Regions from separate parts of the Homo sapiens genome. Here region 1 is linked to region 2. A link is a loop called in an ENCODE intact Hi-C map of the cell type or tissue named here. Cell type or tissue: heart right ventricle. All regions are shown on one strand. Each heading gives the region's core, and the rest is flanking DNA. Links, peaks and the distances in the headings are about the cores only.

What was found. Peaks named below come from ENCODE experiments on the same cell type or tissue, not always from the same donor. Only the 100,000 strongest peaks of a DNase experiment are listed, where the experiment ranks them.
Region 1: a loop joins it to region 2, with 2.3 times the contacts of the local background. A loop is called at or near these places in 1 of 110 quality-filtered maps.

The regions. Positions count from the first base shown.
Region 1 is chr18:69,164,688-69,181,377 of GRCh38, forward strand. LOC107985134 (a long non-coding RNA gene) reads left to right here. Exons shown (of 2, transcript XR_001753488.1): 2 at 373-2,002. Among named protein-coding and RNA genes, the nearest start is that of DOK6, 230 kb to the right of the region's middle. In heart right ventricle, for the core only: no CTCF peak of the experiment used is centred there; no DNase peak of the experiment used is centred there.
Region 2 is chr18:69,119,599-69,136,288 of GRCh38, forward strand. No RefSeq gene overlaps it. Among named protein-coding and RNA genes, the nearest start is that of DOK6, 270 kb to the right of the region's middle. In heart right ventricle, for the core only: no CTCF peak of the experiment used is centred there; a DNase peak (open chromatin) is centred at 8,457.

The sequences.
Region 1 (16,690 bases), core at 5,706-13,705, 46 kb after region 2:
TAGAAATAAAGTTTTACAAATGATTAGAGCTGAGTTTCAGGGTAAATTACACAGAATTTTCTCTAAAAGACTAGACATCATGTTTGCTATATTCAATACACATCACAGTTAATTAAAGTATTTAAAGTGTTTAATTAAGTATTTAATTAAGTATAAATTAAGTATTTAATTAAAACATCTTGTAGAGTCATCAAATACTATCCTAAACACCTTCATGAAAGCTTTAGTTTGCATTTTCATTAATATTTTAACTGGTACAAATCAATTGCAGGTGGTGGGATGAAAACTTATTTTAAGAATTCAGAGCTCAACTCTAAACCAACGAAAACCCAGATGCTGAACACTAACTATCCTGTGTTTTCTGTGTCCCAGGGGATGTAGGAAATGAGGGAATTACAAGAAGAGCCAACTGGAAACTTTGCATAGAAACAATACACACAAAATCCGGGCTCATGTTTTCCTTGGGGTAAATATAATTCATATCTTTCAAAGCATTAAAAGAGTTTTTTGGGTTTTATTTTTGTTTGTTGGTTTGTTTTTTGGTAACAACAATCATATTTGAATGCTAACACCCGGGCATTTTTAACAGTTGTGTCTTTCTCTTTTAAAATGTCAGTTATGATAGTGAATGTGCTCTCACAGAATAAGGTGGTGGTGAAAAATATATTCAGTGTCCCCAATTAATGGAGACACAAATTAATCATCAGTTATCAGTATGGATCTTTTAAGTTCATGGAAATGCATATTCTGCACTTGGAAAATAATAATTCTTGAAATTCTTGAAATGTGTAGCAGTTCTAGGTAATTGCATTTTTGGATTCAATTATTTGAAGAAGGATAAATAAAATTTTAGAAATTTTATTGAAGAATAATTCTGTGAGCCATCTTTTCTTTTCTTTTTCTGGGGCAGTAATAGTATAGTGCACTTTATATGCATTAGTCAAATATCTGTTCTTTTTAATAATATGAAACATGGCTAATGTCTTAAAAAATACTCATGTGAGAAAACCCTCGACTCTTTCAGAAAGAGGTTGACATATACACACAACGTGCATATGATACATTTACTTATTTATTCAAAAGTACTTATTAAATGCTAATTCCAGGCCAGTGATTATTGTAATTACTCAACAGACAGAGAAGTTCTCTGCTTCTGAGGAGTTTACAATTTGGTGTGCAAGACTGTGTGGTGGAGATAATCTGTGATTTATCTGTTTTTGCTGAAACTGCAAAACAATCAGCTTCTGGATGCCAAGCATCTCCTCACACCATCTCCCCAGGCCTTGCTGTAGGCATACACCTAGCTAGCCTTTCTAAAAATATATTTTAATTGATCTATGTTAAAAAAATCTTTAGTTTCTTTCTTTCATGCACTGACCAAAATCCAAACATTGTTATTCTGGATTTAAGACCTTTTCAAATCTCATTACAATTTACCTGTCCTCTGACTACCTTCCTTTCCAGCCTGTTACCTACATCCCTTTCTTTATAGTACATACCACCATCAGACATTACTTTATTTATCAGAATGAGGCTTTTAAGGACATAGTCTTGGTTTATGTTTTTCTTCTCACCACTTCCCAGTAACTAGGACAGGATTAGACAGTTAGGTAAGGCTCTATCAATGTGCCACAACTAAAACTTACCCTCCAGGTGGCTAACTGTTGTTTTTGAAAGCACTTTATACGTTTCCATCTGAACTTTGTGTACGTTCTGTCTGCCTGGAAAGCATTTCCAGCAATTCTCACCTCGTTGTTTGTAGTGAATTGTTCAAACTCCTTGTCTGCTTTCTATCTCCTGCCTGTACACTGACTGATACAGGTGGGTAATGAAGATTTTTCCTCAAAAACGATGGTTTTCAAGATTGGATTAAGTGGAGATAAGGTTTGTTAGCTAACTCGTATAGCTATTTCTCATTAAATAGTGTTTCTCTTGCACGTTTTTACTCAGAAACTCTCACCAAACAAAAACCCTTCCTTCATTTTTTTTGTATGATCTTACCTGATCAAACTTATCAGTCTCATATATAAGTTGGGTTTCAATTGTCAGTTATAGAACAGTGACATGTCACTCAGAATTTACCTTATTCTCTAGAACCCTGGTGTGGTCAATTGATAGGTGTGTATAACAATCCACAAAAATATGTCTAATCCACTGTGTGCCTGACATAAAGTTCTATACCAATGGGATGCTAGCATTTAACAAGCATGCTTCAAAAATTTATCACTAGGAAGAGTTAAGAACTCCTGCTTCAGTGATCAGAAACAAGTCCACCACCTGTACTTTTGGTGGTGGCAAAGGATATCCCATTCTCTTCCATGTCAGGCTAATCTTGACTTAATGTAACCCCCCTGGGGTGAATTCCATGCACACTTCTAGACTGTTTCTTCTAGAAAAACTGTGTCTGTTTTTTCTTGGAGCTGTTGAGTGCTGCCGCTCTCTTATGTTCCCTTGGTCTCTGGGCTGCATGGTGGTGGTGGTGAGGGTGGATTGGCGGCAGGTCATGGGGAGCCCCCGGCCTGTTGTTTCAATACCTGAGCAATGGATGATGTGCTCTCGCTGTAGCCACACCACCTTTTAATTTAGGACATTTAGACATCTAAGTCACCTTGTGGGCCTTCCTCTAATTTTCTCAGCATCTTTCTTGTTCATGCTTCCCACAGCTGTGAAAGTGGCCATAAATTTCCACAGTTTCCGCCTCTCTTCTGAGTTAGGGGTTCCCTTTCCCTCTTTTATTAGAGAACTACCTCTTACCAGGCTCTGTGCAGGTAGAGGAGAAGCAGTTTGCAGGGGAGAAGCAGCGTGCAGGGGAGAAGCGTGCAGGAAAGAAGCAGTGTGCAGGGAAGACACGATGTGCGATAGTAACTTTTGGTGAATCAATTCCCGGGAGCTCTTTTTAGAACCATTTCTGATTTTTTAAACCTTCACTCTCAATCCCATTGTCACTAGACTTCCAAACTATATGTTAGAAGTGGCAGGTTTTTTAATATATATATATTTTTTCCGTGTAGTAGACTAAGAAAGAGGCAGTGTCACTTGTTAATCCTGAGCCCACCCAACAAAACACAGCACGCTCACTTCATTCCTTTTCTCCACACGCCCTGATATCAAATGAGGTGAAGACTTGAGGCTCAGGCAGATTCTGACATTGGCTGGAAACTTCTTAGAACTCTTTTTCAAATAAAATGATGATGTTTTTTGAGCCCCATTAATTCATGCATTGTGAAAAGATATTTGTTCAGGTTAGTTCTGCTTAAGAACTTCTTTTAGAGTTTTACATCTTGGAATCAACAGACTGGAGAGAGGACTTTATAAATTGTAATGTAGCATGGACATTATCCTTTAGTTAATAAACTAGTTTTATTTTTTAAAAATTTTTATATTGCATTCATACCAAAGAGCTGATGGTTATTTTTATTAAGAATTGCTTAGGATGAGATGAAAAGCACAGATAATGGAATTCTTGACACGAGTTGATGCCAGTAAAGGGAGAGCATGTAAAACACCCAAGAGGAAGTTCTTCTGTAGAGAGAAGTTTTATTTTTAACATCATATTTACAGCTGGCAGAAGATTAATAGTAAATAACTGTCAACCAAGCTAGGATGAAAATGCGCCACTAAGGAGGCAAAATACCATATGTCTTCCAATATTCAGGAACTATAATGACATTAGAAGAGTGATTAAGGTGCCACCACACAGCATCCAGGTGTAACATGGCATATGGTACACTTCCTGGCTCACTGTGCATCTCAATGTTCTTGTAGCTAAATAAACTTTTATTGCCACTTTTATGTATGTCTAAATATGGATTTATTGTTTAAGTAAACTTTCAGTATTATAATGAATCCATTACTACTTATTTCATTACTGACCATTACAATGAAATTATTTTAAAGGATGTACAGAAAAAGATATGAATAAATGTTTAAAAGTAATCCTAATAGCTAAAATTATTTGAACTTTTTCTGTTAGTCACTATTCTAATTGCTGTAAAAGTATAAACACACTGGTCCGCAGCTATATTTAATAAGTAAAAGAGTTAAAATTCAAATTCTGATATTCCTCCTTATAAAGACCATGATCTTTCTATTGCTGTTCTCTTGCTAGAGTTCTCACCAGATCTGGTTGTTTAAAAGCCTGTGGCACCTCCCCACTCTCACTTTCTTCCTCCTGCTTTGGCAGTGTAAGACTTGCTGTTTCCCCTTTGCCTTCTGCCACGATTGTAAGTTTTCTGAGGCCTTCCCAGAAGCAGAGGCTGCTATGCTTCCTGTACAACCTGCAGAACCATCAGCAAATTAAACCTCTTCTTTTTATAAATTATTCAATCTCAGGTATTTCTTTATAGCAATGCAAGAACAGACTAACATATATTACTCTAATCGGGTAAATTATTTTGTTTAGACAAAAATGCAACTAAATTGTTACAATTAAATTAATTTATATTAGTAAAATAGTTCTTTGATTGCATTTCTAATTAATTTACCTTGACTGCAGAGAAAAGTCCTTATCTTTTTTCCAATGTTTTCACTTTTTGATGAAAGTTTGAGCTTTGTTTACTCTATAAGAGTGATTAAAATATACATAAAGCCAACTTTGGGAATATGTGAATAATTTCTCCTTGCGTGTCTTCTGAAAATGACATTTTTTTTTTATTTTGAGCAGCAGAATTATGCCTCACCATGTGGCCTTAATTTGAGATTATATTATTAAATGTAGCATGGGAGATGAAATATAAAGTGGAGCTTGTATGATTTCTAACCTCCCTTCTGATAACAGCAGCAGGGAGCTATTGAGCAATCTTATTTTAAAGTATATGTTTGCAGGGGAAATAAGACTTCAATCCTCTCTCTCTATAGGCCAACTCTACATAGGCAAGCAGATAGATTGTATCAGTTTTATCACTGTAGTTTTTTTTTTTCCAATTTATAGAATTGCACTCTGTTATAGTCATACATAATAAATCAGAGAGCTCTCCTTAGAAACATTTTCCATGGATCCTTATGTTTTTTTCCGCTAGGTTAGAAGCATGCTTTTTATAATTCTTGAAATAGTACTATTTAAGAGAATAACATAACCTTGCCTCTGAATATGCACATGATTATTTGATTTTAAGATAAGGATATGCATTGGATTAAGTATTAGCATGCATTTGAATGTATTATTAGACATGCATTGATCACTAATTTGTCACTATTATTCAGTGTAACATACTCAGCTTGTGTCTAAAGGTATATTGGTTTGATTTTAAGATTTTCAAAGAATTTTATTGACCCTGTACCATTCACCGATCTTTTAGAAAGCGTAAGGAATTTTGATAGATAACATAGTTTTTTCAAAGATGAGCGAAGGCAGAGCTGATTTAAAATAAAATACAACTGCTTGTTGCTGCTTTACTTTGTAGAAGGTACAATTGGATGTAAATATCCCTAATTAGTAGCTATAAATATCTGCTTCTGTTACGATAATGTCTTAATATCATCTTTTTTGTTTTAATTGTGATTGCACAGATAAAAACACATAGAGACTAATATAGCAGACAGCCATATAATGATAACCCTAATTTAACCACTATAATGTATACTCTCATATATTTTCATCTATTAGGAAAAGTTTGCCAAGATCGTGTCACTGCATTCCAACCTGGGTGGCAGAATGAGACTCTGTCTCAAGAAAAACAAAAACAAACAAACAAAAAATGAAAGAAAAGAAAAACAGAAAAGCTTTGCAGATGTACTGCAGAGATTCCCACCCAATTATTTTGATTTCCATCTTATGTCTTCTATCTTTTACCTGAGATGCTGAGTGAATATGTTTCTCTCCATTTGGGATTTTATACATATTTTACAAACATGCTTTCCTAAAAAAATACATGTTGTTACTGGTACTTATATAGGCACTAGCAAACAGGTACTGCCCAATTTTTGCAACATATTGGTATTCACTTAAAATTGTATATTTGAAGTTAACTGATTTAGATAAGTGCACTTTTTCTTTCTGTCTTTCTTTTTGTTTAATCCATTGTTTGACGATACCAAATGTATTTATCTATTCTTCCATCGATGAATGTTTGAATTTTCTCTACATTTTTTGCTACTAAAAACAATGCTGGTTGAAGTTATTTGTGCAGCTTAAAACAGGCTAAGCCATTTTCTCAAGGGTATATTTTTTCTTTTCTCCTTTGTGTTTTTTGTTTTGGTTTGGTTTTTGAGACATATTCTCACTCTGTCACCCAGACCGGAGTGCAAAGGCACAACCATGGCTCAAGTAGCCTCAACCTCCTGTGCCCAAGAGATCCTCCCCACTCAGCCTCCCTAGTAGCTGAGACTACAGGCACATACTACTACGCATGGCTGACTTTTGTATTTTTTTTTGTACAGATGAGATTTCACCATGTTGCTCAAGGGGTAAGTTTTTTTCCAATTCTGAAATTCCTGGGTTATAAACTTATCACTTTCTGATTCTAAAGCTTCTAAGTCTTATGATAAAGAGGTATGCAACTTTGACCTTCATAGTATAGTCTCTTCTGTGCCATTAACAAATAAATAAATGAATAGTGAATTCCTAAAAACCTCCTAGTAGAAAGATTATAACTTTTTCAGGTAAATTATAAATTGTTCCATTCTGTGACTGCAGTGAAGGCTATTTCTCCTTTAAAAATTTCCTTTCCTCTTGACTCATAAATGAATAAAAACTAGTTAGGTTTGTTGAAGTGTAATGGACCCAACCTGCAATCTAACTAATGAGAATTTTGTTGCTGTTTTTAATATTGCAATGCTCCTAATGCTTCTTTCTGACATGACTTTTACAAGCAGTTGCTTTACTGTGCTTACCCTACATGGGTAAAAGACAAAAAAAAAAAAAAAATACAAAGAGGAGAAAACAGAAACAGCTTTTTCTAAGATTCGGTTTCCATCTACCAAAAACTGTTTGGACCCTTTACCTGAATACGTGAGCAAGTTTGACATGTGAGAGTTAGACCTGTCTAAATTATGCCTAACATCTTCAATAAATGATGTTTTGAGCTATAACATTTAAAAGTATAAGATATAAATAACTGATTTGAAAATTAAATGTTTTTGATGATTAAAATCCTGAAAAGACATTGAATACATGATAAATAACAGTATCACTTTTACCAAATTATGTTTTATGTATTTTTCTGTCTCAATAAATATCATGCTAGTAAAGAATGCCAGAATAGTGTTCATAACAGTTATTTATTTGCCCATTCCATTGTCACGTATAGCTTATATTTAAGCCTAACAATTAAAAAAAAAAAAGACAAGCATTTGAGATGGTTAATTTTATGTGTCAACATGACTAGGCCATTTGGTCAAACACAGTCTAGATGTTGCTGAGAAGGTATTTTTTAGACACAATTAGCATGTAAATCGGTAGACTTTGAGCAAAGCAAACTACCCTCCAAAATGTGGGTGAGCCTCATTCAATCAGTTAAAAAATGTAAGAGGTGAAAACGGAAGTTTCCAGAGCAAGAATCAATTCTGCCTCAAGACTACAGCATGGAAACCCTGCCCAAGCTTTCAGCCTGTGGATTTATGACTCAGGATTGTAACATCAACTCTTTCCTGAATTTCCAGTATGTTGGTCTGCTTGCTCAATAAGAAAATTCCTTTAAAATTTCTGTCCCTCTCTCTCTGCATATATATTTGTGTGTGTGCACACAAACAACATGGCACTGTTACAGAAACAGACACATACAAAAATAGGCCAATAGAACATAATAGAAAACCTGGAAAGAAAGCCACACATCTACAACCATCTCATCTTCAATGAAGCTGACAAAAGAAAGCAATGGGGAAAGACTCTGCAGTCACTAAATGATGCTGTGATAACTGGCTAGCCATACGCAGAAGAATGAAACTGGACCCCTACCTCACACCATATACAAAAATTTACAAATGATAGATTAACTATTTAAATCTAAGACCTCAAACTGTAAGAACCTTAGAATATAACCTAGGAAATACTATTCTGGAGATCAACCCTGGCAAAGAGTTTATGACGAAGTCCTCCAAAGCAAGTATAACAAAAACAAAAATTAACAAGTGGGGCCTAATTAAACTAAAGAGCTTTTGCACAGCAAAAAACAAAAAAAAACAAACAAACAAAAAAAAAAAAACCATCACAGAGTAAATAGACAATGCACAGGCACAGAATGGGGGAAAATATTTGCAAACTCTGCATCTGACAAATGTCTAACATTCAGAATCTATAAGGAACTTAACAAGCAAAAAAACATATAACCCCATTAAAAAGTGGGCAAAAGACATGAACAGACATTTCTCAAGAGCAGACATAAGGTGGTCAGCAGACATATGAAAAAATGTTCAACATCTCTAATGATCAGAGAAATGCAAATCAAAACCACAATGAGATAGCATCTCACAGCAATCAGAATGGCTATTATTAAAAAGACAAAAAATAACTAACAGATGTTGGTGAGGCTGCAGAGAAAAGGGAACACTTATACACTTTTGTTTGGAATTTACATTAGTTCAGTCACTGTGGAAAGCAGTTCAGCGTTTTCTCAAAGAACTTAAAACAGAACTACCATTTGACCTAGCAATCCCATTACTTGGTATACACCCAAAGGAAAATAGATCATTATACCAAAGGACACATGCACCTGTAGAGTCATTGCTGCACTATTCACATTAGCAAAGGCATGGAATTAAACTAGGTGCCCACTAACAGTGGATTGGATAAATAAAATGTGGTACATGTACACCATGGAATACTATGCAGCCATAAAAATAAGTGAAATCACACCCTTTGCATAAATATGGATGCAGCTGAAGGTTATTATCCTAAGCAAATGAGCAGGAACAGAAAATCAAATACCTCATGTTCTCACTTATAAGTGGGAGCTAATCATTGGGTACGTATAGACATGAAGATGGAAACAATAGACTCTGAGGACTAGTAGAAGGATAAGAGGGGAGAGAGGGGAGGGTTGAAAAATGACCTATCAGTACTATTCTCACTACCTGGATTATAGGACCGTGCAGCATTGTGCAGTATATCCATGCAACTAACCTGCTTATATATTCCAGGAATCTAAAATAAAAACAAAAATTATTTTTATAATGTTATTATTTAGTAGCACAGATTGTTTTGATTAGGCAACAAACCAAGCCAGAAGTTTCAAGTTATTATCCATATTTTAACTGTGCTGACACATCTGGTACTTCAGCAACTGCATTTCAATTTACTAAATCAATCCCGTTCCTAGATATCTTTAAAAATGAAATTAAAATACCCAGATTTGCACATTAATTAATGCTCATCTAGGGATTACAATATGTATCCTTAAATTTTCACATTCTGCGTATAGTTAACATTGTATCACTTTCTAAGAGATGCAAGAACTTTGCAACCATGACGTTCTATTTATGTTTTTATGATATGGTTCTCATATATGATACATCTGCATGTGCCAAAGCCCCACAATACAATGCCATAATTTTTCTTTAAACTCTCTATATAGGCTAAATAAACTAAGAGACTTAAAAAGATGTTATATGTATAATAATATATATATAATCACATATTTGCCATTTTGAGCATACCTCAATGTCCAAGTTTATTATTTAGCTATGGCTATTTTATGAATGTTTGTTCCCTCTGAAACTCATGCGAAAACTTAATCTCCAATGTAACAGTATTTAGAGGTCAGGCCTTTAAGAGGTGATGGGTCATTACGGCTCTGCTCTCATGAATGGATTAACACATTTCATAGATTAATGGACTAATGGGTTATCACGGGAGTGGGTTAGTTATCACGAGAGTGGTTCATTATAAAAGCCATTTTGGCTCTCAGTGTACCCCTCCTAGCCTGTGATGCCCTCTGCCATGTTATGACACAGCACAAGGCTCTCACCAGGGGCCGACCAGACACGGCCCCTCAAGGTTGGAATGCCCAGCCTCCAGAACTATAAAATATAAATTTATTTTCTTTATAAATTATCCAGCCTCAGGGACTCAGAGCCATGGAAAACAGACTAAGATAGCTATAGAATAAATACTTTATTTTGCTTTTCTTGACAATGATTTGTCATATTTGTGTATCTGGCAATGTCTTCATTTCACCTTCATTTAAAGAATATTTTCAGCACATATAGAATCCCATGTTGACAATCCTCTTTAGTTTTCTTTCAGTATGTTAAAAAATGTAGTTACATTGCCTATTGGCTTCCATTTATTCTCATAATAAGTTTGCAATAATTTGTATGCCTGCCCTCTATGTTTTTCTCTACTATTACAAAGACCAGTATCACTGGTGTTCAGTAGTTTGACCGAAATGTTGCTAGGTGTGAGTTTGTGTTGCGGGGCGGGAGACACTAGAGTTATTCTACTTGAGTTCTGCTGAGCTTCTTGAATATATATGATTTTCATTCACCAAATTTTGGAAATCTTTGCACATATTCTGTCAATTTTTTTTTCTGATTAACTTTCTTATTTTAGTATGTGACTAGTTTACGTACGTGTTAGATCTATTGATATTGCTCCACAAGTCTGTGATGCTCTGTTCATGTTTCACTCTGTTTTCAGTTGGATGGTGATGATAATGACAACATAGCTTTCAGTTTTCAACTGTTTCTTATGTGATTTCAGAACTGCTGTTAACTTTAGCAGTTTTTTTCAGATACATAATTTTTCAGTTCTATTATAAAATATCTATATTTCATTTTAATACTTCCCATTTCTCTTCTGAGTTTTCCTATATTTTCATGCACTTTATGCATCTTTTTCTTTACACTCTTAAGTATAGTTACGATATGACCACGTTATAGAAACTTGTGTCTGCTAATTCCACTATCGGCATCCTCTTATGGTTGGTCTTGCTTGTTTGTTCTCTTGAGTATAAGTCTTCTATTCCTGGTGCTCTTATGATTAGTGATTTTGAATTCTGTTGTGAACATTGTGAATGACACATGATAGAAACTCTGAATAAAGTTCTTTTATTCTGAAGGAAAGGCTTATCAAAGTACTGCTTAAATTTTAGCCGGAAGTTAACTTGCTGTAACACAAATTTAAATTTCTAGGCCTTCAGAAAGTAGCATCTGAAGTCTCTTCACATTTTCTTTGGCCTCATTCTAATAAGCACATGTGCAGTTCAAGGGTCAGCCAGAGAATTGGGCAGATTTTATGTACGGAATTTGAGCACCCACTTAGTGGCTGCTTTCCAGAATATTCTAAGCTGTTTTGCTCATGACAAACCCTGTCCTTTGTGTTTCTCAGCCAGCAAAATGATTTCCAGAATATTCTAAGCTGCTGTGTTCATGAAAAACCCTGTCCTTTGTATTTCTCAGCCTGCAAAATGATTGGTTTCTATCAGATTTCAGTCCTTCACAGTGCTGCCCTGGGCCTGCCGTCAGGTGGAAAACCTTAACAACCGTAAAAGATCTCAGTGTCACATTTTCCAATTGTGGACCCTTCTCCACTTTCTGCCCAACTTTGATCACTCTCCGTTGCCTTTGATAGCTGGTGTGCGTGTGTGTGTATGTGTGTGTGTGTGTGTGTTTGCATTTCATTTTATTCAGAGTATTAGTTTGGTGCAAACGTAATTGCGGTGTTCACCGTTACTTTTAATGGCGAACACCGCAATTACTTTTGCATCAACCTAAATATATAGTTGTTACCTGCAAAAGAGTTAGTTCTTTATGAGGCATTCCACTATTACTGGAAATCTAGCGGAAGCTGTTTATTATGCAGATTATTTTAGCCTTTCTTGCTTCTTCTAGTTTTCCTATCCTTATGTTACTGAGTTCTGCAAATCAAAAGAAAATCTGGTTGCTAACCAGCAAGCAAGAATCGCTTCTCCTCAGGTGAAGACTGCAAGCATTTTGCTCACCATTTTATTTTATCTTTCTCATAAAGTTATATCAAATCCCACATAACATCTCTTAATCAGCCATATGAACTCAGGCTCACCAATTTGTAATTATAGAATAAAAGTAAATGATTTTTAACTTGATTTTATAAGTTCCAACAGACACATACTTTTTAAAAAGTAGCTCCCTTAAATATCCCTGAGTAATTTCAGAGGTTTCTAGAACACTGCATCGCCTGGGTTCCTAGAATTTCTTCTGGACGCTGTGCTGCTTTTCAGATTGTGACTCTAATGTAATTGCAGCTCTCTTTTCTGCTGATAGCTCCTGCTAGGAACTGAATGTTTGTGTTCCTCCAAAATTCATGTAATGTAATGAAAATTTATGCATTCCCCATGGGATGGTATTTGGAGACGAAACTTTGGGAGGTAATTCTATTTAGATGAAGTCATGATTGTGAGGTCCTAATAATGTCATTGTTGCTCTTATAAGAAGGGACACTAGGTCATTCATTCTCATTCTCTCTTTATCTTCTCTCTCTCTCTCTCTGTCTCTCTTTCTCTCTCTCCTCCCACACCCACCACTTTCTGCCATGGGAGGATATAGCAAGAAGGCAGGCGTCTCTAAGCCAGGAACAGGGTCCTCACTGGGGACCTGAATCAGTGAGCTTACTGGTGTTGGACTCCTCATGCAAACTGTGCAAAACAAATTCCTGTTGTTTAAGTTACCTGGTCTATGGGATTTTGTTATGACGGCCTGAGCTGACTAAGACAACTCCTTCAGCCTCAGAGAGAGGCTGGAACTAGGGAAAAGCAACTGAAGTATTTGCTTCAGTTATAGAATTTAAGAATGAGCCCAAATCTCAGTAATCTATGTAAATAAGATGTTACTACCACATTTTAAAAATATATTAAAATTAATACAAAAATCATTGATAAACAAATATTATAAATATATATAAAGAAAAGATCATTCACAGTGCCAGGCTGAGCCATATTGGAGCTTGTGGCAAAAGGAAAAATGTATATTCCTATTGCAGTTTTTACATACCTTTTTTAAAAAAAATTTTATAATGGCTTTTTGAGATATAATTCACATATCATGCAATTTACCCATCTAAAGTGTACAATTCAATTTGCAGATATGTGTGGCATCCCCTCAGTCAATTTTAAAATATGTTCCAAAGAAACCTCACACCCTTTAGCTAGCATCCTCTAATCCCCCTATTTCCCACAGTCCAAAGCAACCAGGAACCTGCTTGCTGTCTCTCTAGATATGCCTACTATGGACCTTTCATATAAATGGGATCACATGATATACAGTCATTTGTGGTGAGCGTCTTTCAGTTAGCACAATATTTTCAAAATAAACACTTATTGTAGCATGAATCAGCACTTTTTTCCTTTTTAAGCCAAGAAATTTTCCATTGTATAGGTATACCATATTTTGTTTATCCATTCATCACTTGATGGGCATTTGGGTTAGTTCTACCTTTTGGCTATTATAAATACTGCTGCTGTAAATATTAATGTAAATGTTTTTTTGTTTGTTTGTTTGTTTGTTTCTGTGGACAGATGTTTTCAATTCCCTTAGGTTTACTTAGTGTTGAATTAATTGCTGGGTCACATGGAAATTGTTTAACCAATGGAGAAAATACAAACTTCTATGAAGTGGTATAATTTTATATTCCCACCAGCAGTGTATGACTGTTTTAATTTCTTCACATTCTTGCCAACAGCTGTTAATACCTTACTTTTAAAAATTATTATAATTATCCTAGTAAATGGAAAGTGGTATTACATTCTGGTTTTAGTTTTGTATTTTCCCGATGACTAATGATGTCAAGCGTCTTTTAAAGTGCTTAATGGGTATTTATGTAGCTTCTTTGGAGAAATCTCTTTTCATACCCTGAGCCACGGGGTTTGTTTTTGTTTTCATTTTGTCTTTGTATTATTCACTGGTAAGATTTCTTTATATATCCTTTATATGTGTCTCTTATCAGATACATGATTTGCAAATATGTTCTCTCCTGTGAGTTTTCATTTTCTTGACAGTGTCCTTTCGAGCTCCTTGTGAAGAAAATCTAGAAAGAAATTCTCTCAATTTTTTCTTTATAAGGGGATGTCTAATTTCACCTTTATTTTTGAAAGATAGTTTGCTGGATACAGAATTGTTGGTTGCTAGGTTTTTGTTCCTTTGAGCGCATAGAATGTTAGTCCACACTCTTCTGGCCTTCATTATTTCTGATGAGAAGTGAGCTGCTAATCATATGTGGTTCCTTTGTAAGTGGTGGGTTATTTTTCTCTTGCTACTTTGAATATTTTCTCTTTGACTTTCAGCTTTACTATGATACATCTATTTTTGGATTTTTGCATTTATTCTCTAGTAATTTGCTGAGATTCCTAATTTGTAGATGGTTTTACAATAGTTTGGGAAGTTTCCAGGCATTATTTCATTTTTCTTTCTGCTTCTTTCTCTCACTTTTCCTTCTACTATTCCCATTAATGTTGGTGCACTTAATGGAGCCCCACATTTTTCTAAGATGATGTTAATTTTTCATTGTTCTCCTTTTTTTCTGTTCTTCATATTGCATAATGTCTATGTTCAGATTGGCTTATTCTTTATTCTGCCAGGTCAAATCTACTGTTAAATCTTCCAGTGAGTTTTTATTGCAGGTATTACACTTTCCAATGCCAGAAATTCCATTTGGTTCTTTCTATTTGATGTGACATTATCATACATTCCCTTATTTCTTTACTTATAGATTCCTTTATGTCTTTGAATGTATTTATAATGACTACTTTGAACTCTTTGTTAAGTCTGACATCTGGTTGCTTTCCAAGGCAATTTCTCTTGCCTGCTTTTTCCCCTCAGTGTATAGGCCATAATTTTCTGTTTCTTTTCACGTCTCTTATTTGTTGTTGCTGTTGTTGGAAAACGCTTGTTTTAGATATTGCATCGTAGCAATTCTAGGTACTGGCTACCTCACATCCAGGGCATATTACTGTTCTTTGCTTTATTACTGTTTTAGTAACTGGCTGAATTATTTTAGTAAAGTCTATGCCCCCTCTTCCACTTTCCATAGAGTGAAGCTTCTCATGTTGCTCCTTGGGTTGTGGGGGGCAGCCTTGGTTATGCCCCCAGTCACCTTAGGATTACAGTTGTTTTGACAGAGCTTTCTTTGACTCTCTTTTTCTGACAACACCCACCTGTTATGATCCACCAGTCCCAGCTGATATGTCTATTGATTTCAACCATGCCATAGGTTACAAACTAATCCAATCAAATCCAGTCTATTTTGAAGAGATAGTTTCTAAGGTCAGCATTTGAAATTTGTCTTCACTAGATGAGGGCTGTTTCTAGCTGTCTCTTTTCTGTTTTTCTCTGGCAAACTCGTTGGCCTACATACAGTTTGGTGTCTACCTGCAAAGAATCTATCAATCTACTTTAACTTGCCTTTCCCTCACAACTCCCATAAGTTTTTAAGAGTACCCTTAGGCTTGAACTTTTGTAAACATTTGCAAATGAGGTCATACCTTTTCAGTGTGTTCTGATGCTTGCTTTCCCCCTGGGCAAAATCTCTGAACTATGGCTCTGGTGATGTGGGGCATCGACCTGCTTCTCTCTGAGTGACATTTTTACTTTAGGAGCTAAAGACAGTGGATGGGGAAGCAGCAGCTTCAGGTTTGATTATCTCAGCACAGGAAACCCATCCCACAAGCCAGGACAAAAAGATTGTAGGCCAGAGTGTTCTCAAAAGTAATATGCCCAAGACTGAGCCTCTATCCCGCAAAGGGTTTGAGCTGAAAAAGGAAACCAACACCTTTGATCCACAATCACCAGAAGCTTAGCCTGAGCAACAGGGAGCTGAAGTATAAAGATAAATATAGGTGTCTTGCTCATCCTGGGATAATGGCACTCCCACTGAGTTCTTGGTTATACCAAACTAGAGGGAAGTTTCCATTTCATGACCTGTGAGAGAAGACAGAGCACAAATCTTGGTTCAAATACTACAGACTTTTCCATTTCTTACTGAGTTTTAGCAGATTTTCTTGTGCAAATATTCTTAATTTGCTGTGGGCCTTTATGGACATTTCCAGAGACTCTAAGTGGTTAGCTTTTTAAAAAGAATTTTCAGCCATTTTTCCAGGGTGTCTGTGAAGCTCCCCAAGCTGTTGTACTAAACCATATTTTTAAATGGGTATTTTTTTTCCAGAACATTGAAGATGTTTAAAAAAAGTTTTAAAAATTGAAAGTATACTGAAATACTGAATATTGAAAAGTTGAAAGATTAAATATTGATATGTGAATAACCCTCATTGTGTAGTGATTAATACATACAGAGAGTAGTGGTTCTACAAATAGAATGTATCATAATTTTAGCTTCCCATATTTAATGGAAACAAATAAATCAATAATAATTTTTAAATGTATTTGCTTGTCTTATTTTTACTTGAAGAACATCCTCTAAAATTTTGTGCCCAACATGGGTACTTTATTTGCCTCTATATAGTCTCACTCCTTCTCATGGAGGAAGAGCTGCTTTCTTTCTATCCTGGTCTCCATTGCTGTGTGCTAGTATGTCCAACCATTAATGTCCTGCCAAGTTGACCCTGCTGATGCTAAATAACTTCATTACCATGAGCCCAGAGGATGACTGTTCCAAAAACTGACTGATTTGCTGTTCTGCTCACTGTGTTTATGGCTGCTACACCATCTGCAGGCATAGGCAACACAAACCCAGACCCAGAGAGCCATACATAGTGCCAGAATTAAAGTCTTTCCTTGTCAGTGAACATACCACCCATTCATCTTCACCCTATAGAAAATAAGCTCT
Region 2 (16,690 bases), core at 4,698-12,697:
CCTATGTCTTAAATGATAATGCCTAGGTTTTCTTCTAGGATCTTTACGGTTTGGGGTTTTACATTTAAGTATTTAATTAATCTTGAGGTGATTTTTATATATGGTGTAACGAAGGGGTCCAGTTTCAATCATCTGCATTTGGCTAGCCAGTTATCCCAGCAGAATTTATTGAATAGGGAATTTATTTTTGCATCATTTATTTTTGTCAAGTTTGTCAAAGATCAGATAGCTGTAGGTGTGTGGCTTTATTTCTAGGTTCTCTATTCTGTTCTTCTGTTCCATATGCCCGTTTTTGTACCAGTACTATGTTGTTTTGGTTACCGTAGCCCTGTAGTATAGTTTGAAACATGATGTCTCCAGCTTTGTTCTTTTCGCTTAGGATTGTCTTGGCTATTCAGGCTCTTTTTCGCTTCCATATGAATTTTAAAATAATTTTTTTCTAGTTCTGTGAAGAATATCAATGATAGTTTAATAAGAACTGCATTTAATCTACAAATTCCTTTGGGCAGTATGGCCATCTTCACAGTATTGATTCTTCCTATTCATAAGCCTGTTACATTTTTATATTTGTTTGTATCATATCTGATTTCTTTGAGCAGTATTTTGTAGTTCTCCTTGTAGGGAAACTTTCACCCCCTAGTTAGCTATATTTCTAGGTATTTTATATTCTTTTTGTGGCAATTGCAAATGGGATTTCATTCCTGATTTGGCTTTTTTTTTTTTTTTTTTTCAGGCAATGCCTTTGCAGTTTTTGAGGTTTTTAAGCTTCCCTGCTCTTGTAGCTTTTTCCCAGATATTTCTACTTATTTTGTTTGAGATACAAATTAACAAAATAATTTTAGCATACACACATTTAGAAGTGACCAAGACAGATTTTTTTTAAGTTACCTGTAGTTATGATGATGATCTGTTGCACAGCAAAGAAGGCCAAGGTGAAGTCTGAAACATTTAAAAATGACTCAATAATCTCTGGCTTTCGAGATAAATTTTTGATAAATATGTTAGCCAGTTTCCCTCATGTTTTAAGGAAATGTATCATGAAAGATGCGGAGAAACTTCATCCTAGTTTGCACATTGCAAATTAATTGCTAGGTTATTTTTAAAACAATGAATGAAAGAATCAGGAAACCAAGAGAGTTACATGTGAAAGAATAAATTGCCTGTGCTTGCTGTGTGTGTGACAGAAAGTGAGGGTCATATACCTGTCACACACACATTTACCTGACTTCATAGGCCTCTTTTTCTTAAAACATATATGTGTGTGTATGTATGCATTCTTGAAATATGTATATATATATATACACACACACACATATAGTTTTTAATTTTTAGCAGAACTGAGACATTCCCATCCTCCCACCCAAGTCATGTTAAGAGGGAGAGACAGAAATGGATCAGTCTCCGTGTGCCTGATCTAATCACAGCTTTCTGCTCTCAAAATAACTTGCCTCTCTCTTTTATCTTAAGATTGTTGGTGATGTCATGCAATTGCTTTTTCTTTTTCAGTGGAGTGAAAAAGAGCACAAGTTATAGAGACTGAAAAACATCTCATCTCTTTGTTCCCACTTTTATTGTAATTATATATGAATTTTCGCTTAGCAATATATGATAGCTTGAAAATATTCCACAAAATTCCTGACCTTTCATAAAGAGATGGAGTCTGATTTTCCCCTCCTTATATATGGACTGGACTTAATGCCTCATTCCTAAGAGAGAGAATAGCTTGGATATGTATTCTTGTGAGGCTTGTGAGGCTAGATTAAAAAGGATGGTAACGTTTCACCTGACTCACTCTCTTTTGGGACATACAACTTCGGAGCTCTTAGTCACCAAGTAAGGTGTCCAGCTAGTCGGAAGCCATCTTGTTGGAGAAATCATGAGACCAAATCCTCTGAAGACAGAGAGACCCAAGCAGCCTAGCTACTCAGCTATAGATACCGGCTCCTCACCATCAGCTACCAGACATCAAATTCCTGAGCAAGTGAGAAACACCTGAGGGACTGAGCTTTAGACAATTGCAACCCTCAGTCTCCACACCTTCTAATGGAGGCATCAGATGTGATGGAGCAGAGACTGTTAACCCTTCTGCACCCACCTTGAATTTTTGACTTAGGGAATCTGAGAAAAATTAATGTTTTTTTATGTCATTAATTTATGGTCCATTATTTTGTAGCCATGGGAAGACAACAGGCTAGCTCAGGCCATGATACCACATATTAGTGACAATTGACAAATCCACCATTTGTAGATGGAGGAAAGTTTGTTACATGACAAAGGACTTTGCTATACAACCAATATCACAAGTTTCTTAGATATATCCCTTAAAGTATATAATGTTACTTGATATCTTAAAGAACTTTCAGTCTCTCATTTAATAAAGTGCTTACTTGCTAACATATTACTTTTCAAATTTTTAAACAAATATGTTCATTTGTTTACTAGAATGAATGCTAAAATTTGAAAGTCTTCTTTGTTTAGGCAATTATTTCCATGCAGTAGGAAAAAATAATCAAAATTTTTAGAAATCATTTATGACAGATTTTTGCTATTAATAAATATAAACATGATATAGCAGTATAAAATAAAATAGTCACCATTTGTGCTAATTTATTTATTTAAAAGTACTGACTTTGTTAATATCCTCTGAGTAAAAATGTCTTGACTGTAAACAACAGATGAGTAAATTCCTCTCTGCAGACTCAAACCACAGGTAGGAACATTTCATTTTCCTTAAATTTTTAGCACCACTGGTGGTAAATATGAATATATATTTACATAGTTTATTATATAATATTACTTTCTAAATTAATTTTAAATGTAATTATCTCTTTCACTAATTTCAAATTAATAGTCACAAAACATCTGAAAATACATTTCATTTGTCAACCATCTTCTTCATGACTAGATATTTAATCAAAGAGAGCACATGTATAGCAAAATGGATGAATTTGAATTTGTCTGCTATTTCTTCTGGGTATTTGTTTCCATAGCCTTTGTCTCCTGGACCCCACAGTGGTCATGGGCTCTAGCAGAAAGTGACTAATGGAGGAAACTTGGGAGGAAAGGTCTTACGAAGCTGATGAAGCACATGACAAACCTCTTAGTAAATAAGGTTTTGACTATTCCAAACACAAAATGGATTACACATAAGAAACCTCAAATATTCTATGTATAAGAACAATTCTGCATTTAGTAGTACCATTTTCCTTATTAAGAATTTTACCAGCTGGGTGCAGTGCCTCACACCTGTAATCTCAGCAATGTGAGAGGTCAAGGGGGGTGAACCTCTTGCGCCCAGGAGTTCGAGACCATCCTGTGCAACATAGCAAAACCCCATCTCTACGAAAAATTAGCCAGGCATATCGATCCACACCTGTAGTCCCAGTCTATCAGGAGGCTGATGCAGGAGTACCACATGAGCCCAGGAGGTTGAGGCTGCAGTGAGCCTTGTCCGTGCCACTGTACTCCATTCCTGGGCAACGGGAACGAGACCCTGTCTCAATTATTTTTTTAATTTTGCCTTGGATGTTTATTTGTTATATATTACTTGCTTCTGTAATTCTATCAAAACATGAAGATTACTTTTCTTTCAAGGTTATTAGTCTTTACTTCAACATTATATAGCTAATAAATATAAGTATTTCAATGTCCTGCCAAATGATGCCTTTAAACCTTACCACTTCTCAAATATTCCCAATGATTTGTCACACTTTTGCATTTATATTCTTGTAGAGAAAATTAAGTTGTAGCCTTTGAAGTGAATGAAAACACTATAACTCATTTATGAAAAATGAATTTAGTCCCTTTTCTTACACTTGTATCCAATGCACTTTTTTATATTATCTGTTTAACATCGTGTATACAACTCCATGGCAAAAGTTTCACTAAATGCATTGTAATTACTACACCCTTAAATTTTATAAAAGAAGCTAGTACAAATAGGGTTGTGTTGCTCTTTGAAATCATGCTAAGAGGAAGTTGTGATGCAAAAGACTATATGTGGGTGTTATAAGGCACCCACCAGATGATTTATGAGGCACCCACATATAGCCTTTTGCTTCACAACTTCCTCCTAGCATGATTTCACAGTCCCTCAGTTACAGCAGCACTATTTCTCAGTTTACTTGCCTCAGAATATGGTAGAGTTTTATAGAAGTGGCATTATAAAGACAGCTTTCTGTTCTTTCTCAGCATGTAACACATTGCAGGCCAATGGGTGTCCAAGGTATTACAACAAGCTCCATGATGATTTCTTCCCATATTTCTAGATATTTTAGGTATGGATGGAAATTCTCTCTAGGATTATCTGAACACCCCTAATTGAGCAATGTGCCACTCTGTTTAGACAATGGTTCTATAATATGTGTATAAGTTTGGAAAAGAGAACTTTTAGGATCTACAGGCTGAGTTGTCCCTCTAAATGCAACCAACTACCAAACTACTACCCTGGTAAATAGCTCATATCATCGAATACTATTCAATTGTCACATTGAAAGATCCATCAAAGCTTAATAAAGACCAACAAATGAATAAATGAATAAATAAGCAAACCAACCAATAAATAACTGAATGAATATATATATATGTGTATATATATATATGTGTGTATATATATATATATATATATAAATTTATCTATAGACACACTATGTTCTATGATGTGAAACGTTTAGACAGAGAATTTAAAGTCAAGTTCTAGCTCTCCTCATTCCTGGCACTAATGTTTGGAAGAAGCAACTTAATTTCAGTGATATTCTGGTCTCCCCATCTGAAAAGAAAACAACAGCAAAAGAATCGACCCCATATGTCTGTTATCAATATTAAATGAGAATATCCTTGTTAAAAAGCACCACATTGAATCTATAGAATTAATGAACTATATACCTTTAGTCTTACACTAGATGGTGCCAATAAGGCCCTAAGCACTTCAGCTATTAGGGGTCTCACACTGGCGTGCACTTCAAAAAAAAAATGTGGCCACTTCTTTATTTGTGGTCTGTTAGTGCTTAAACCAAGAGAATACTTTTTATTTTCTAGTGACGATGTGTCATGTATAATTGGATTTGAGGCTTGCCAAAATTGAGCGTCTGCCATGTAAACCTACAGAAGTTATACTTGACTCTGATGATAAGCTCAAAGAATTCATTTTTCCAAATGCCATTAGAATGTAAGATGCTAATTAAGCCAGACTTTTCACGTTATCCCTAGTTCTTTACAGGAGGCACGCTGATATTGATCTCAGGGATGTATTATCTATTTACCATAAAGTCCTCCTAAATAAATAAATGTTATCTACAGGGTTTTGCTGGGTCCCCAACTGCCCACCTTGAAAATTCAGTAAAATTGCTTTTTGCAAGTGCACAGACCTCTTTTTGTATGTCATAAAACATAGGTCAAATAGCCATGTTTCATATTTATGACATATGTACGAATTGACTACATTGTTGTAGCTTATAATATAATAAGGAAGTATTATTATACTGTTACATGTACTTGTGCATTCATATTGCATCTTATAATTATGACTGTAGACACTTTTATTCAATCATCTGTGAACCTCAGAAGAGCTAAGCAGGGCACTCCTACTCAGCATCTACACAGCAGGACTTCTCTTGGCTCTATCACCTCATCATTTAAAGTATGATTCTCATAGTAGCAGCTTCTGTAGCACCTGTGAGCTTGTTAGAAATGCATTCTTCACTTAAGATTTATTCAATCAAAATCTGCATTTTAACAAAATCACCAGATGGTGCTTATTAATGTTTAAGGAGTGCTGTTCGAGTACTTACTTCAGTTTCAGATCAGCTCCTCATGATTTCTGTGGTTATAGGAATGGAAGCATTCTGCACTCCCGTGTGTATTGCAGCACTATTCACAATAGCCAGTATGTGGATTCAATCTAAGTGTCCATCAACAGAGGAATGGATAAAGAAAATGTGGCACATATGCACAATGGAATATTATTCAGCCATAAAAGTAATGAAATCCTGTCATCTGCAACAACATGAATGGAACTGGAAGACTTTATGTTAAGTGAAATGAGCTAGGCACAGAAAGACAAATTTTGCATGTTCTCACTCTTGTGTGGGAGGAAAAAACTAAAACAATTGAACTCATATAGATAGAGAGTGGAACAATGGTTACCAGAGGCTGGGAAGTATACCTGGGAGGAGGGAATGAAATGAGGATAGTTAATGGATGCAATATATATAATTAGATGGAATAAATATAATCTAATATTTGATAGCACAAAAGATTGACTATAGTCAACAATAATTTATTTCGTCTTTTAAAATAAGTAAAAGAGTGGACTTATTTGGAATGCTGTCAACACAAAGAAATGATAAATGCTTGAGATGATGAAAACCCCAATTACCCTGAGGTGATTATTACATATTGTATATCTGTATAAAAGCATCACATGTATGTCATATATATATATATATACACATATTATGTAACTATAAATATTAAGAATATATTTTTTAAAAATTACCATTAAGTAGTAAAATAATCAAGGGATGACTTCAATTGATTTCAACTACTGATGATCAATGTTGCTATGTGTGTATGTGTATGTATGTGTGTGTGTGTGTGTGTGTGTGTGTGTGTGTGTGTGTATTTCTTCACCCAATAAAAACTACAAAAGTTATTTTTCTGAAAAGTCCCTTCTGGAAGTCCCAGGAGGGACATTGAGAGAAATTAAGAAATTCAAAGATTTAAAGACACATTCTCGCTGATGGTTGATAGAGCCCAAAATCTCTAGTCTTATGCTTTGATGACTAAATTCTGCTATTACATCTATTAACTTTTTAAGCAATCAGAGGATTATTGAATTTCATACACTCATATAGGTAAGTATTTAGTTATAGACATAAATTTATAGGCATATACATATGTGTGTTTATACATACATGTATACATACACATATACATTTAAAATAAATATTGTTCTAAAAGAGTAACTGAGGTTGTCAGTGAGTGGTACTATTCAAGACTATTTTTCTTTATGTCATTTGCATTTCTGAAGCTACATTTTGTAATCAGGAAAAATAAAAAGATTTTCTTATTTGAAAAATATACTTGATCTTTGATAACAACTTATTAATGTACATGTAGAAAAATATCCAAACTATGAGAAAGCTCATGTAACATTTTATTTGATAGGTGGCTAAAACACAAAATGTATTTAAAAATGAACTTATTTTATTCATCTAAAATTTAATGAGGGCATTTCCAGAAATTGTTTGTTTGATTTTTTTAAGGAAAACAAGTTACATCTGACATTTTGTAAGCTATTTATTTATTAAAATCATGATAATGTTTCCATAAAAAATATTGCAATCATGGTTTAATGTAACAGTTAATTCAATGGAAAGATGATAAAGGTAACAAGGAGCTAAATAAATCCTTCTTAATAAATGTTATAAGATATTCTAAAGTTACAACTTATAAAATTGAATAGCTGGCCAATGCATCTTAAAAATTAAAAATTAAAGAATTAAAAAAACTTGTGAATATTCTGAGCATAAATACATACAATTCATTTTGATACACTAATAAAAACATAGAGGCAAAGAACATGAAAGACAGGTTTCCCTTGCGTGTTTATCAACAACTCAACCTAAACTGAGATCTGTACAATCCCAGCCCGGGAGTAAAGATTGATTATAAAACAAATGTTGTTTGAGCAGTTCATAAATATCTAGCATTTTTTTTAGAAAAAATGATCCATTATACCATAAATATGAACCTTTGGGATAAATATAATGGCGTATCCCCAGTTGACTGCCACCATCAAGGCCCCTGGGTTTATATGCTTCTTCACAAACTCCAAGGCAGTGTGGTAACCACTGTTTACCACTATAGACTGGGTTGCATTTCATTCTATGTAGGAAGATTCGTTATTATATATTATTACTGAAGAGTTTCTACCATTATGATGAAGGGTGTTTGGAGAAAAGACAGATTATTCAAAACCTACAGCTGTAAACAAACAAACAAGCAAACAAAAAAGCATGGGCCGTTCCATTGAGATCTCTGAAGGCTTTTAACACCAGACAAAGTGTCAAAATACCTATTATAAGAATGAAGTAGAAGATCATCCATGTGGAGACAAGCCAGGATAGACTGTAAGACTAGAGGATCAAATGATACATTACACTACCGATTCATCCAGGGAGTGTTTCCAGGTCAGAGAGTCCTAAAATAAGCCTACAAAGAAGGACTTGTGACAAAAAGACTATTCATCATGTAAACAAAAACTCATCCATCCATCCACATCCACCCACAGTGTCTCTTTATTTTAAAATTGAAGATGTCTTAGACTAATGTAATAAGAAAAAACGTATCATGAGTCTCAAACAGACTGAATGAGAATGTGAAGGAACAACATCTGGTAGTTAACAGATAAGCACATTATCACTTTGTGTTTCTGCATCTGGACATGCCAAGTGGTGGAGAGCCAGATGTTTGCATAAGGGCAGTGGGAAGTCATGTGTTTCTGACTTGTTTTAAAGCACTTTCACATCTGTGTATTTTAGGTGTTGTGATTTTTTAAAAATCCTTTTCAAATGATGTCTAGATTCTAACAAATAATCATGCAAGAGAGGGTAAATGCCTATTTGCATTTCTTTTTTCCCAACTGGGACCAAAATTGTAAGTCAATTGGAGCTAGTGTTTAAGCAGACTGTGCCCAGTTCAAGCCAAACCACGCACTATAAACTATTCCCATGCTTGTCTTAATCTTTAGTCCCATGCAGCTTACAGTTTAGCAACAGTTTCTTGTAACTCAAGCCACCCTTTAAGAATTTATGGTACGATTTAAGCCTCTTCATTCTATCCCTTTAGACTTTATCATATTTCTTCTTAGAATTGAATAGATTTGTGTTAAAATTTATACTTTACAAAGCAGATAGTTATAGGTGTATGTGTGTTTGTGTGTGTGGGGGTGTGTGTGTTTGCAATAATGACAAAGTAAGTTACATCCCTTATTACATTCCAGGCATTCTGAGAAAAAGAAAAGATTTAAGGCACAGGGAATGTGCTGCCACAAATATTTCAACAGATGCAATATTAATAGATGATAGTAAATTTTACTATTTGGCTCCAAAACTCAGAACTAGAACAACTTACTGCAAATGTCAGAGAATCTACTTAATGAGAAAGCGTATTCTCATAACGCTGTTCGTAGTGCAATGAGCCTAGAATCATCGCAAACATTCAATTTGAGGCTGAAGGGACAAAAAAAAAAAGAAAATCTCTACATATATTCACTGCCCCATCCAGACACTGAAAGGAGACATCCACCATAATTCTGTTGTGCTTTTTTTACTCACTGTGATGATTCTTCCACGCATGTTGTATTAGTTTCCTACAGCTGTTGTGTCAGTTCTGGGTTAGTTTCTAATGAAACAAAATGAGGGAAATAGTGAAAATATCAAAATAATTAATGGCATAAAACAACAGAATGTATTGTCTCACAGTTCAACAGTGAAGTCCTCTTTACTCTTCCCTTTTTCTCTCTTCAAGGGGAGGGGAGGAGCCTCTCCCCTCCAGTCTCTCCGGCAAGCTGTGCTGTGTTTGGGGGATGAGAGTGCAACTACCTTTGTGGCCACCCCAGCTGGTGTCTCACTAGGTCGTGTGCACCTCAAGTCTACAGGTTCAAGCCCAACACAGCACCAGGACTTGCCCAATAATTGCAGTCCATTTAACAGACTACCTTTTAAGTTTATTTAAGTCCCCAAGCCCTTTAGCCCATGGAGGCGGGGCTTGCTGGAACTCAGGTTTTGATTGCTAGGAGGGACCATCCCCTTCTGGCTGTGGCCCGTCTAAATTCTCCCTTTGTGGGCTTTAGCTGAGTTATCCCCAGTGTGGCTTTCTGCTGTGACAGAGCTGCACTGAGTTCCAATCCAAAGTCCCATAATCACTGTGCGTCCCTCCCCTGAGTGCACAGATTCTCTCTCCATGCTATGTGGCCACCACCAGGGAAAAGGATGGGGTGGTGTAAAGAATTCAAAACTGTCTTTTCTACCCTCTTCAGGGCCTCTTTCAATGATTTGAAGTTAAAGCTAGGTACTTTGATTGCTCACCTGATTTTTGGTTCCTATGAAGGTGATTAGTTGTCTAGAGGGGACAACTGAAGGCTTCTATTCAGCCATCTTTCTCCACCTTTTCTCTCCATGATAATTTATTCCTGACAAATTTTTTGCATCTTATGTTTGTGGAATGAAACTCTAGAAACTAGAGCATCTCGTGGATCTTTATCAAAATGTGTGCAGAGTTCATATTTATTTTGACAGTTGTTGCTATAGCCAAACAGACTTAATTAGCCTGTATTTAGTCATTAACTTGTGTTTTTTTTAATGTTCATGCCAACGATATAATTACTTTTTAAAGTTAAAATAACATTTTGAATTTAGAATCTTCAATTCTCTTAAAAAAATCCTTACTAGAAAGTCCCAGCTAAATGAGTAAATTACACAATATAGAGCCTGGACGAGCAATCCAAAATGTTGAAGTGTAAACTCTGTGTTTGTCTCAACGTCGTTTGCAAAATCTTGTAGGAATTAATTACAGCTTTCAATCATGGGACAATGGCATCAACCACAATCAGAACTACTTTTCCATTATAAATATAAGATATTAATATTTAAAATATTAAATGTCTAAAGCATTACAAATCATTACTTTAGCCATTTATTTTTAATGTTGTGCTATTTTAATATCAATATTACTATTTTATAGCACATACAATACAAATGTCAATCCAAAGAACTAGTTCAAATGAATCAGAGACTTCCATTCTAAATTCTATCTTTAAAGGATATTTACATTTGAAAATGTTTGATAGTGTTTTTAAAGGAAGATTGATTTAATTTATTAATAAAGGTGTTTTTTATAGTAAGTCATGTGATCACTTGGTTTTTTTATATGCTGTCTGTTAAAGTATAGTTACGAAAAATCATTTTTTAAAAACAACAACTTAAAAGTTTGAGGAATCCCAGCTTATCTCCTAGAAAATTGATATTAAATCAACAGACTTTTATAAATATTGATCAAAACTTGTATAAACTTCTTAATTTTTACTTCAGATTTAAACTACAATAAGAGATGCTTATCTTATAAAAAACCATTTCTATTAACGCCCATAATTCCAGTCCTCGCACACCGAATCTCTTACATATACAGCTGAGGTTCAACAAAAATAATGATGATCAATTCTTTATCATTTTGACTTTCAAATCCAATTTAAGGGTCAGCCAGAATTAACTTTTCCTATTTTCTAAGAGTAAATATAGCTGAGTATTTTATCTCAATATTGATTTTAATTTTTAATTAAAGTTTCAATAGTTCAATCAAAATTTTAATCGTAATTTCACTTTTGCTTTTATTACATTTTTTTGCTGCTTAGGTGCTCTTTTGTTAATGTTTAGAATTTTAAATGGGAGCATACACAGGGAAAAACATAAAATAAAAATATTCAGTTTAACAGATTAGCAAATAGACAACACCTTAATCACACTACCCAGATCAACAAGTAGAATATAGCTCTTAGCCCAGCCCTACTGAACGCAGCACCTAAATTGCTGTGGGGCTCTTAATTCTAGAGTGATCAATTCCTTGCTTCTTCTTACAATATTATCTTTATATTTATATTAGTATATATCCCTAACTATTTTTGTTTTAAACTTTATACAAATATGAATGAAACTGGATATATTAGGTATTCCTTCCGTTCAGTATTGTTTAGAGATGCATCCTTTGCTGTATGTAACTATAATTCTTTCATTTATTTTGCTATGTAGCATCCCCACAAATGATTATATCACACAAATTTATGCTACAGTTGATGCTATTTGATTTGCTCAGGTTTGGGGCTTACTATATGTTATGAGTGTTCCCATACATGTCTCTTCACTCACATATGCACGAATTTCTGTTGGATATACACCAACAAGGCAAACTAAGAGGTCATTGGTGTGGAAATATTTAACACTGGTAAACAAAGTTAAACAGTTCTCCAACTCACGGCATGAGAGCTACCATTATGCCACATTTGCACATACTCTTGCTATCACCAATCATTTTATTAATACTTAAAGTTAGCCATTCTGGTGTTTTTGTGATGCTCTCTCATTGTGATTTATAACAATTTCCCAATTTTGTAATGAGGTTGAGCAAATTTTTAAATATTTCATATATTTATTGGGCATTTCATTATATTTTTTAAAATGTCATTTTGGGCCTGGCACCGTGGCTTACGCCTGTAATCCTAATACTTTGGGAGGCCAAGGGCGGATAATGAGGTCAGGAGTTCGAGACCAGCCTGGCCAACATGGTGAAACCCAGTCTCTACTAAAAATACACAAATTAGCTGAGTGTGGTGGCGCATGCCTGTAATCCCAGCTACTCGGAAGGCTGAGGCACAACAATCGCTTGAACCCAGGAGGCGGAGATTGCAGTGAGCCGAGATTGTGCCATTGCACTCCAGCCTGGTGACAAAGGGAGACTCCATCTCAAAAAAAAAAAAAAAAAAAAATCATGTTAAGTTTTCTGTTTTTCTAATGTCTCACATCACTTTCTTATTAATATGTAGGAGGAATTTTGTTGTTTTGCTTTTTGTTTTTTAATTTAATTGTAAACATTTCCTCCCACTCTGTAGCTTGAATTTTAATGCTCTTTAATGAGAGTAAGTTACAGTCATTATGCACCTTCACTCATGAACATTTTAGTGTACGTGTGTGTCTCTATATTTGTATCTAGCTATAGATATGTCAGATGAAAAAAGGACATTGTCTGCCAACACCACAGTGCAGTTATCAGTTTCAGTAAATTTAACATTGATGAAAATATTATGTAATTCCTCATCCATGTTTAAATATCATTTATTGTCCCAATAATATCTTTTATTGAAAACTTGTGTCCTGACTTGGAATTCAACACATCCAATATGTAATGGGCATGTCTACATAGTCACCCTTACTCTAGAATTTTGCTTGATCATCTTGACTTTTTTAAATATTGTAATTGCTCCACAGGTTCTTGTCTGCTGCACAGATAAAACCAAGTCACTGAGACAGTGATTTTGCGGTAGAGAAATAATTTCATAATCTCAGAGCTAGCTGAGCAGAAAGATGGGAGTAATTATTCAAATCAGCCTCCCCAAAAGCTCAGAGGATCAGCTTTTACAAGAATAGTTTGGTGGGGAGGCAGGGTTGTAGAGAATGGGAAATGTTGGCGGTTGGGTTGGGGATAAACTCACAGTGGGTAAAAACTGTCTTCTTTCACTAAGTCACTTCCTGAGTGGGGTCACAAGAACAGATGAACCAGTTACTTGGATTGGATTACTTGTCCAAGTGGTGTCAGCTGGCTCTTCAGAATGAAGGGTCTGGAAAGTAACTCGAACACAATCTTAGGTTTTACAATAGTGATATTATCTATAGCAGAAATTGGGGAAGTTACAAGTCTCATAACCTTTAATTACATAACTCCTGAACCGTAATTTTAACTCTGTGGCAAATTTGTTGGTTTTACAAAGGCAGTTACTGTCCCTGAGCAAGGAGGGGGTTAGTTTTGGGAAGGGGCTGTTATCATATTTATAAAAATAGTTAAACTCATCTGGGCACAGTGGCTCATGCCTGTAATCCTAGCACTTTGGAAGGCCGAGGCAGGCGGATCACTTGAGGTCAGGAATTCAAGACCAGTCTGGTCAACATAGTGAGACCCTATCTCTACAAAAAATGCAAAAATTAGCTGGGTGTGGTGGCACACACCTGTAGTCCCAGCTACTCGGGAGGCTGAGGCATGAGGATTGTCTGAACCTGGGAGGTGGAGGTTGCAGTGAGCTGAGATCGCACAACTGCATTCAGCCTGGGTGATGGAGTGAGACGCTCTCTCTCTCACACACACACAAAAAAAAAACAAACAAGCAAACAAACAAAAACAGTTAAACTAGAAACTAAACTCCCCCCATAGTTAGTTTAGCCTACTCCAGGAGTGAAAAACAGCAGCTTGGAGGTTAAAAGCAAGATAGAGTCTGTTAGATGTGATTTATTTCACTTTAATAACATTTCTATGTCAGATTTCTCTCACCATCATAATTTTCACAAAAGCAGTTTCAATATTATAGGAGAGTTATTTATTAAGTGCTCCAGAATTTGAATCATTATTAAATTCAAGTTACACATTTTTGGCATGGATACAACTCAAATGATAGTGTGTCCTTCTTGGTACATGGTATCAGGAGGTATATGATGTCCATTTGTCCCAGTCTTGGTAATGATAGATTTGATCGTTTGTTAAGATGTTGTAAACTGGGTTTCTTCTCCTTTAAATTATTATTTTTACATTTTAGTTAATAAATAATATCTAGGGAGATAGGTTCAATCTATCTAAGTATTCTGTTTCTCATCAAAATTTTAGCTATTAGTGTAATTATTCAGTAACTATTTTCTAATTCTATCACTCCTTCTATACAATGTTATTCATTGGCACTCTAAGGATTTTTTTTTATTTTCTCCCCATGGAGGGCATAAAGTCATTTTTATATTTCTCAAAGACTGAAAAATTATTTTCCAAAATGGCTGTACAATTTTGTACTTCCTCCAGCAATGTATGGCAGCTTCAGTTGCTGAACATTCTTATTAAAATGTGATATTATGATTCTTTTATTCATTTTAGCCCTTCTAGTGCTGGAAAAGTAATATCTCATGAGATGGTTATATCTGCTATTATACTTGCCCATTAATTTGTTAATTGTGAGTATTGTAATTTTCAGTTCTAATATTTCCAGTTAATGCATTTGCCATTCTGTAACGTCTTAATGGTTTCCATATTTTTGTTGAAATTTGTAACTCTCAATTCTTTTGCAACTTGTAAGGTTGTTGTATGGTGAAACCTCTACTATCTGAATCCTTGCAAATCTATTTTATTTGTCTGTTGTTTATGTGCCTTCTTATTTTTTTAAATTTTTTATCATTTACTTATTGTTTATGTGTCCTTCTTTGAACAATTTATACAAAAATTCTAGAAACAATTTGAGGCTTACAATCACGTTTACTTCTCCTTCAGAATGTTTTCTAAGCTATTTTATTGACAAGGCAAGAATTACCTCATTTAGTTCTTCTTTTACACTTTATTTGTCTTGCTCTTTTGCTCAGGTTTGACTGCAGCTATTCGCTGCTATTCACTGCTAATCTCAGCTATTTGCTGAAACGTCTGCCTCCTGGGCTCAAAGGATCCTCGTACCTCAGCTCCCAAGTAGCTGGGACTACAGGCACGCAACACCATGCCCAGCTTATTGGCTTATTTTATTTTATTTTATTTTATTTTATTTTATTTTATTTTATTTTATATAGACAGGGTTTTGTCATGTTGCCTAGGCTGGTCTCAAACTTCTGGGCTCAAGCAACCCACCCACCTCAGTCTCCCAAAGTGCTGAGATTACAGGCTTGAGCCAATGTGCCCTCATCCTTTTACACTTTCAAGAAAAATGGAAGAAATGCTATTTTTTTTGTCTATATACATTTATATTACTGGAAACACCATGATGTCAAAGATATTGGCACACCACATTGGGGATAAAATAAATTTTTATTTTTTTAATTAATTTTATTTTTTATTTTAAGTTCCGGGGTACAGGTGCAGGATGTGCAGGTTTGTTACATAGGTAAATGTGTGCCATGGTGGTTTGCTGCACCTATCCACCCATCACTTAGGTATCAAGCCCAGCATGCATTAGCTATTTTTCCTAATGTTCTCCCCGTTCTCCTCAGCCCTTGACAGGCCCAGTGTGTGTTGTTCCCCTCCCTGTGTCCATATGTTCTCATTGTTCAGCTCCCACTTATAAGTGAGAACTTGTGGTATTTGGTTTTCTGTTCCTATGTTAGTTTGCTAAGGATAATGGCTTCCAGCTCTATCCATGTCCCTGCAAAGGACATTATTTCTTTCCTTTTTATGGCCATATAGTATTTCATTGTGTATATGTACCATATTTTCTTTATCCAGTCTATCACTGATGGGCATTTAGGTTGATTCCATGTCTTTGCTATTGTGAGTAGTTTGCTATTGTGAGCAGTTTTGCAATGAACATAGATGTGCGTGTATCTTTGTACTAGAAAGATTTATATTCCTTTGGGTATATACCCAATAATGGGATTGCTGGGTCAAGTGGTATTTCTAGTTCCAGATCTTTAAGGAATTGCCACACCATCTTCCACAATGGTTGAACTAATTTGCATTCCTACCAACAGTGTAAAAGTGTTCCTATTTCTGGAATTTATTTGAAAACTTACAGGAAACAGAATTCAAACATTTTGCTTGCATCTCATTCAATCAAAAGAACAACTGGGAGGTATCAGAGAAGTTTGATGTTTACACAAGCCAGTCATTTAAAAAATATTTTTAATATTTTTATTTTTAATTATTATGGATACATAATAATTGTATATATTTATGGGGTACATGTGAAATTTTGATACAGGAATAAAATGTGTAATGATCAAATTATAGCAATTGGAGTATTCATCACCTCAAGTATTTATCATTTCTTTGTGTTAAGGACATTTCAATTTCACTCTTTTACTGGGCTGAACTTTTAACTTTGTTTAAAGTTTTACCAAGATTGAACTTGTGAGTTGTTTCTCCTTCAGCTTAGAATATCAGAAAAAAAAGATATTATCTGTGCTGT